Regions from separate parts of the Homo sapiens genome. Here region 1 is linked to region 2. Evidence: read pairs that join two places in POLR2A ChIA-PET (ENCODE). Cell type or tissue: IMR-90. All regions are shown on one strand. Links, peaks and the distances in the headings refer to the core of each region. The heading gives the core; the rest is flanking DNA.

Region 1 (4,404 bases), core at 184-4,183, 170 kb after region 2:
AGATGCATGTACTGGCTAAAGATACATGGAGACTCAAAGAAAAAGGATAGAAAAAGACGTATGATGCAAATAAAAAACAAAAGTGAGCAGGAGTAGCCGTTCACATATCAGATAAAACAGACTTCAAACTAACAACAGTACAAGGACAAAGAAAAGCATTACATAATGATAAAGGTTCAATACAACAAGATTTAGCTATCCTAAATATATATGCACCAAACACCAGAGCACCTAGATCCATAAAACAAATACTATTAGACCTAAGAAAACAGATTGATAGCAATCCAGTAATAGTGGGGTGTAATCAATATTTGGGTGATGGGTATACTAGAAGCCCAATCCCCAGCATGATGTACGTAATACCCATGTAACAAATAAATACATGTACCCCGCTGAATTTAAAATACAATTTAAAAAAATAAAAACAAGTGTTTGTATCTTACCTCAAAAGTCATTTGGCTCTTGCATCTGTAGAAACTAGGAAAATCCAGTCCGTTGTTTTTTTCCTTATTTCTAGGAAGAAAGATTTATCCTGTATAGTATTTCTCAAGAAAAATAACCTAATAAACAGACAAGAAATAACAATACTCTGTCTCCAAAATTCCTCACTCTGAAATTAACTAATGATGCCCAAAGATTAGAAATAGACACTGTACATACATTATGTATACATATTTATACATATTTTACACACAAAAAAGTGCAAGTTTAAAAATTTCCCAATCTTGCATGTTAGTTGATTCATACAGATTTTTCAATATTTTTTCTTTAAGTGACATTAGTCCATTACCATATTAGAACATTTTAAAAAATAATCATATTTTCTCCTTGAAGATCTGTGACCATGAAAATTATGGACCTTATCAGTTTAAATGGTTCTTTAACGAATTAGCGATTCAAAAGAAGATTGCCTAGGAAGAAATAAATACCGTTGTTGATCATTATTTGATTTTCAGTTATAAACTAGAAAGGGACACTTTTAATGATGCGGATGCTTCCAAATATTTCTGTGTGATAAATTGTTTGCAATTTCCTCAGCATTTCAAAAGTGAGTGTCTTCAGATTAGAGTTTCTAAATAAATCCCAGTTCTAAGGGAAAAAAAAACCCAAATGTCTCAATTTTCTAATTTTGGTCCATATCTGTTGGATAATGTAAAGGGAAGTGCGCCTGCTGCCATGTGGCTATAAGTTTTTATAGCATATTAGAGAGTCAAGCAGTTTGGTGTGCCAAGCTCACACAACCTCATGGCAATAACTCCGCAAGTATGATCACAAAGGCAAGGGTGTGCTTAGTATCAGTGAGGCGAGCCATAAATAACCCAATGCCAATCCTTTGAACACTGATGCCAATGCTTTAATTTTGAACAGTAAAATCCACCTGCATATCTACTAGACATATCTTCCAGTCTGGAACCCTGATTCTTTCTCCTCCTCAGAAGGAAATCACATTTCTTCTGTGAGTCACTGACCCATGTTGCTAAAGTAAAACATAAGAAAAGCTGTTCCTGCTTCCTGCACAGAATCCCTGTTGGACACCTCATAACCCAAGTGATTGTGTCTATGGAAACAGGAGTAAAATCCAGTGGAATGCTCTTTCCTATTTCAAGGAAAATGTGTTTTCTTGGGTAGTATTTTCCAAGATAAGTAAGTTGAAAACAAACAAATAACAATCAGCCCTCATCCCATTCTTTATTCTGAAACTGATGATACCAATAAATGTAAGAAATAGTTACTATTTAATATACATAATCAAGTGTATTCATAGGTGAATATGTGCTGCTACATAATCCATCACCTGCTTTACTTACTCGCCAGGACAACATCTATCAAATTGGCATAATTTTTTTTTTTCCTGAGAAAATGACAAAACATTAAGCCGTGTTGCTTTTAAAGTACTTACTCATGTAAGTAACCCCTATTAAACAGTATTTTATTCTGCAGCTCTATATTATATGGGAACTAAATAAAATATTTTGGTTTGCTGTTGCTGTATAACAAACCACTTCAAATGTTGGTGAACTAAAACAGCAACTTTTCCCCAATAATTCTGTAGGTCAGCTGGGCAGTTCTGATATGAGCCAGCTTGGTAAGACCGGATCGTTTAAGAGGGCCCCACTCATGTGTCTGTGGCCTTAGCTGGTTCAGCAGACTTGGCATGCCTTGCTTACCTGGTCTGTCATACTCCAGGAGGCCAGCCTGGGCCAATTCACATGGTGACAAAAGAATTCCCAGCAGCAAAGAAAGTGAGCTCCAAGGTGCAAACACTGGCCACACTTTGCTTGAACTGCATTTGTTTAGGCCTCACTAACCATAGTAAGTCACATGGCCACGCCTAGATTCCAATTGCAGAGAAGTAGGCTCCATCCCTTGATTGGAGTGAATGAAAAATACTGTGGGTGGTTTTTTGTATTTGTTTGGTTTTTAAAAATCTATCACAGAGAAATGCTGGAAGAAAAACAAACAGCTGAGAGGCTACACTTCAACTTTTCCTTAACTATTTATTTAGGCTTTTCTGAGACTAGAACTTTGTGTTGGGGTGGAGAGATGAGGGGAATCTCCAGGTTGCAGCTATAAACAGAGATTCCTGAGAGTCTGAAATCCAATAAAGAACAGAGTGTTGGCTTCTGAATTAGAGCTTCAAATTGCTGCAGTTGAGAAGAAATGTCTCTGCCCCACACAATGTCACCATGTGGAAATTATATCTTCCAAGACATGAAGTTACCTATTGGAGGAAACATCAAGCCAAGCTTCCAGTGGATTCCTGTTGGGGTGATCAGACCCAACACCAGGTCATGGGGGCAATGAAGTCCGGTGGAGTCAAAGGATTGAGAAAAAGACAGTTTGAGAAGTGGGACCAGGAGGCCATCATGATTTTGGAGGCTGCAAGGGCCCTGAGCTCTGAGAGCCCACACTATTTATTGGTAATCCAACAGAGAAACAGGTGGTGAGAATGTAGGGGTCAAAAATGGCAGCTGCATGATCTACAGCTGTGATGGTTTAGCATTTATATGGAACATGTTCTGCTACTTGAGATAATGGGAATACAATCAATCTAGGAGCCTAGGAGGGCTAGAAGCAAGGAGCCAGCAAGTCTAGACATATTCCAGGGGACATTGTGCAAGCCCTGCCTCAGCTTTCTTCCCAACACTCAGCTTTTTCCCAACATGCCCCCCTTCTCTTTTTTGTAAAAGAGAAGGTATCATTATTACTAGCTATCATTATTACTAGCATAAAAGGTGGCCTCTTTTAATTGAGCAAGGCGATTGTAGGCCGTGCGGCCCTTAATTGCCGGTTGGTGATCCAGCTTCATTTTTCTTAGCCCTTATTCAAACTGGAGTCACTCTGGTTTGAATGCTTCCCACATATTTCCCTTTTCCCTTTTACAAGAGGACCCTTAATCCTAGGGGTTGCAGAAGGATGAAGGTCCGTCTTCTGTAACTTCTTCATGCTGAATAGGGTCTCTTGTCTCTTGTATTCAGGATAGAGAGGAGCTGAGTCAGAAAGCATTGGTCCATCAAGCATCGTGACTCTGGTCGGTCCTTGTTCCGTCTTCGCATTCAGATTCAACTGGCTTATGGCTTATAATGGGGGAATCTGGTCCATGGTTGGGATCCACGGGTCCCTCCAGTCTCCCATTCCATGGTCATACACATCTTGAGGGCATCCACACGGTTCGTTCATCTCCTGCAAAAACACAAACATACCCTCACCCTCACCTTAGTAAACCTACTGAAACAGAAGCAAAAACTTTTGTGGCTGTAGCCGGGAGGCATGCCGTTGCTGAAGCATTTGTAACTCAGCTTCTGCCTTGTTTAATTACCAGGGGGTAAAACTTACTGTTGATTAACGAGAAGCAGGCCCCTTCTAACAGGAGGCACAGAGAAAACAAATCGAGGCTTAAAAGCAATCCTTAAACCTTCAATTTGCACTGTTCAGGTGGGTCCACTAGATGCTGTGGTTCATGACAGATCTTCAGATGTTTGGTGGGCACCCACATAGGTGCCTGATTGTCACGTGGAGAGACACAAGCAAATCCTCTTCCCTGTAAAATTATCTTTAGGCAGGGATTGGAGGAAGTAGATTCAGAGGTAAGGAGAATTTGGGGGTCTAATGGCTTCCTGATGTTTGATAGGTGTTCCCTCGGAAGTTAGGAATTCCCTTTCTCTCCATATTGCTGCGTGGGCATGGAGGACTAGGTAAGCATACTTAGAGTCTATATATTTACCCTTTTTCTTTCTCCTAATTCTAGTGTATAATGGCCCCTGCTTTTGCTAGGATGTCTCTCCCTAACAAAGGAGTGGGGCTTTCAGGCATAATTAGAAAGGCATGTGAAAAGAATAAAGTTCCCCAGTCACAGCTTAGTGGCTGGGAGAAGTACCTAGTGACTGCCTGTCCTAGGACCCC
Region 2 (4,404 bases), core at 72-4,071:
AGGCAGGAGAATTGCTTGAACTCTGTAGGCAGAGGTTGCAGTGAGCTGAGATCATACCACTGCACTCCAGCCTGGGTGACAGAGTGAGACTCTGTCTAAAAAAGAAAAAAAAAAAAAAATAGGAAAGAAAGACAGGGTAGGAGAAAACAGCCAGGTTGATGATATTAATATACCATTCTACAAAGAAAAACTCAAAAATCTTAATGGAACCAAGTCAACAACATCAGTCCGGTAACATACCAACAACCAGGCTGATTCTTTTATAATGTCTGATTCTTTTATAATGAATGTCATCTATTAGGCCATTTAAAAGAAAATATTCCATTCTTATTTACGTAGGTTCTCAAACTCCAACCATTCCCCTTCATGATTGGAGTGAATATACGTGGACATCAGAAAGACAAAGAAAATTTGTTTCTTCAACTTAGTCATCAGTATGAATAAGTACAAGAACTAAGCAATAAAATCTGCTTTCTACTAAGTCAGGAAAACAACTCTGCCATATGGCCAGACAAACCTGTGGCATATTCTTTGTCAATGCCAACATTTTCAATTAAGATTTTTATGCATAAGTGATTTTGTTTTAGTTTAGATTCCTTAAAATGATCACAAACATACTTCCATCTTCCACATTGAGGAAAGTTTCCTAACCATTGTGTGACTACATTAAGCCCAACTGTGTCACATTCTGGGTTTACAGCCTGCATAATAAATATCAACTATTAATAATTTTTAGACCTATGGATAGGAAAATAGCACTGATCTTGATCTCTATTGTTTACTGGTAAGTCAAAATCTAAGCTTAATTTTGCTGAATTTACATCAAACATGTAAGGCTGACATCCTATGTTCTTTATCAGCCACAGAGAATTCTATTGTATTTAGCTTCATATAACACATCATTGTTTTTTACTTGAAGAATATGGTCTATTTGCCTTCACAATCTGAACTCACTTCCAGGCAATCATTTTTAAAACTTGCTTCTATATTAACTTCGCACATTTTATTACATTTCAGGGGGAAATAATTAAATGTTTGTGAGAAAGCAAATCTGGTGCATATTTTTTAAGTTACTTGAAGCAAAAAAAAAAAAAAGTCTGAGCTAGCCGGTTGGAAGTTCCATGTACTAATGATCTGTTTCCAGGGAGGTGTCTGAAGCAAGCAAGCAAGCATAGAAACAGGCGGCGATGTGCCTTTGGATTTCTCCTGATGTTCATTTGCAATCACAGCCAATCAATGTTGAGGACATTACTAAGCAATCCAATGCTGTTTGCTTTTAATTGGTAAACTGTCTTCCAAAAAAAACATCTTTGGGCTTCACAACACCCTAGTCATAGAGCCATTAGAGAATGAATGTCTTTACTGTACAGGAGGACCTCTATGAATAATGAATAGGGCTCTATTTTTCCTGGGAAACAAACATGTACCGGCATGTTCGTGGTAATGAACAGTATTGTGAGTGTGCATAGCATAGAAGGACACTAAATCAGCTCTGACTTCTACCTTAATTTAAGTAGATAACTGATTTTCAAACCCCATGGAGGGTTAAGCCAGCTTATTTTAAACTTGTAACTTGCTGCCTGACTTATATGTTGCTTTTGCAAGTTCAAAAATAATGATTTAATACAAAAATTGAAGAGATGAAGGATCATGTTACAGTCTCTAAGGGGCAAGATAGGCTTACACAAATTTGAGAGGAAAAGAAAAGAACATTTGAATACAGTAAGAAACCAGAATTTCATTTTTACTTTTACACTCGAAAACATAGTGATCATGATTCTCTGGGGCACACATAAAAAATACTTTAGACTGTGCAAATTACAACCAAATTTAGATATTTGCCCAAGAAATATTTCAAAAAATAACTAACGAGAAGTAAGATCTAAGATTTTTAAATGATAATGCCCTTGCAAAGTGTTTAAAACTATTTGGCTTTTCCTTTAGAAAGATCATGAAAGAACTTAAACTATTTTGTAAATTATGTTCATAATGATTTTACTTACAAAGGATATAATTTGCTAGTCTATTTTCATAATGAATGAGAGCTTAATGAATCACACGTACTTCACCATTCAACAAAAATATAGGGCCTCACAACATTGAATTGAAATATTCATTAGAAGTCTTTGGACTTTGGCAAGAAGATTTCTAGATTTTTTTTTTCCATTTTTGCGGGCAAAGCATGTTCTTCAAATTTACTTAAAGGATTACTTAACCATCATGCAAAACTATTATGTATTGCAATTGGTAGCAGCTCAGATGGAAAATTTTATATTTGTACAATGGTCATGCATTTTCACAGGCCACAAACTCAGGTATAAGAAATGGAACCTCCTTTATTTTCCTGTAACAGAATTTGAGTTCTATTTCAGATCTCTCTTCTACTCAGTAGGAGAAAATTTTGTCTTGCCAATTCCAGGTAGATTTAGTCACATAAGAATTTTTTCAGACATACCTGCCTTCCCAGAGAGAGTTCTTTTTTCCCATGAGGATATGATGAGACAGCCAGACATTGGTGAAAACACATCAATCATCTAATTCTTGGTCATTGCTATGTTCTAGACTGGCATTCTCTGAGAAGTGGATTTTTGTCCAGTCCCTGGCTGTCTAGTCTACACTGTATCCTAGGTTGCACTACCCCTCTGTTGACCTAGACTTCCTGCACACACAAGAGTGTGTGTGAACTTCCAGTAGCGTGTTTTTTTCTTTTTTTTTTTTTCTCTCCATCTCAACTTACCTCTGCCCTTTTGTTGATTGCATGGGAAGGCTGGGTTGCCTCCTGCACCTCTCTGCATGTCCCTCACTTTGCCCCTGCATTCCTTCTGTTTCAAAGCTCCCATGTCATTGTAATACAAAGTATATCAGAGAGGCTACAGACTAGGAATGTCTCCAGATGGGAAAGTCAGAATACACATCTTTACCCAGTAGAAGCCCTAATCCCATTATGGTTCAGCCTATAGACAGGACACAGGGGAAACTCTGTCAGCTACTTGCTTCCTTCAGTATTGTCTCTCCCACTCCTCTCAGCATTTTTAGCTAGGATGGGACAAGGAAATGGCTCTTGCTGCATGTATTTTGCATTCTCTCTAATCTATTGCTTATGGCCTATACAACAGATCTTGCTTCCTTCAGATCTTAGACCTCTTGGAGCTCAAAAGAAACTTTCCTCTTTCTGAATGCTTCTAGCTCTTACAAATCAAAAGCCGTGGCTGCTAAGACTGCCATCTCTGCATTAAGTTTAAGAGAATACTTAGAAATTTAAAAGATGAGAATTGATTTGTTTGTTATCTCAGCTGACAACCCATACACTGACTAAGTGGATAGCAGTTGTCAGGACAACAAAAACATGCTAGAAGACAAAAAGTAATAGTAAATTTGTGAGATTTTAAAAATATACATATATACTACAAAAGTGGTATGTGGACAATGATTTTGAAGGAAATAACAGCTTATATTTATAAAAGTATAAGCACACGGCTGGGCGCAGTGGCTCATGCCTGTAATCCCAGCACTTTGGAGGCTGAAGCGGGTGGATCATGAGGTCAGGAGTTCAAGATCATCCTGGCCAAGATGGTGAAACCCCATCTCTACTAAGAATACAAAAAAATTCGCCAGGCGTGGTGGGGGGTGCCTTTAATCCCAGCAATTTGGGAGGCCGAGGCAGGTGGTCAGGAGTTCAAGATCAGCCTGGCCAAGATAGTGAAACCCCGTGTCTACCAAAAATACAAAAAAATTAGCCAGCTACTCGAGAGGCTGAGGCAGAGAATTGCTTGAATCCAGGAGGCGGAAGTTGCAGTGGGCTGAGATTGTGCCACTGCACTCCAGCCTGGGCGACAGAGTGAAACTCTATCTCAAAAAAAAAAAAAAAAAGAATATATATATATGTACACTTACAATATTTTCCTATCAAATAAGTCCTACGAGCAATTGTTGAGTGCACTGTGCCCCAGTAGTTAACAAACCCTGGTCTCAGGCTTTGAGCCACTCAAAGTTTAGCCTATCAGGGACCGTCAAGACCCTCTGGTGAGCTAAGTAGGAAAAAAATATGGTAAGCTTCCCTACTAGACATTACAATTGTGTTTGTCTTGTATTTTTCTGGTCCAGGGAGACATGTGTCCCACAGTTGCCTTTATCATTCAAAAAATCTAAATCAATCTGAGTCACTAAAGGTAGTTTTCTTCCATGCCAACCTCTGGCTTCTAGGGGAGTCTTACTGTCCAGGGCCCTGTCAAGAAATTTAGGGAACATGCCTTGAGAAGATACAGGGAAATTCAAGTAGCCCTTTTAATATTCAAGGTTCTATAATATGAAATGGCAGTCCCAGGGACTGATCTGACACACGTATGTGTTTTGTTGGCCTTGAAATAATTTAAAGCAGTGTCATCATTTAAAATTGGGAGATAT

The links. ChIA-PET counts read pairs that join two places held together with the same protein. Peaks named below come from ENCODE experiments on the same cell type or tissue, not always from the same donor. Only the 100,000 strongest peaks of a DNase experiment are listed, where the experiment ranks them.
Region 1: POLR2A ChIA-PET joins it to region 2 with 7 read pairs; 2 of 35 experiments call an interaction of 5 or more read pairs at or near these places.

Annotation. Positions count from the first base shown.
Region 1 is chr13:93,043,136-93,047,539 of GRCh38, reverse strand. It overlaps LINC00363 (long intergenic non-protein coding RNA 363), which reads right to left and starts at 2,199. Exons shown (of 4, transcript NR_126360.1): 1 at 2,169-2,199; 2 at 444-513. In IMR-90, for the core only: no CTCF peak of the experiment used is centred there; no DNase peak of the experiment used is centred there.
Region 2 is chr13:93,214,806-93,219,209 of GRCh38, reverse strand. It overlaps a transcript of GPC6 not described here. Among named protein-coding and RNA genes, the nearest start is that of GPC6, 9.8 kb to the left of the region's middle. RefSeq lists an enhancer at 844-1,356. In IMR-90, for the core only: no CTCF peak of the experiment used is centred there; no DNase peak of the experiment used is centred there; H3K27ac peaks cover 162 bases.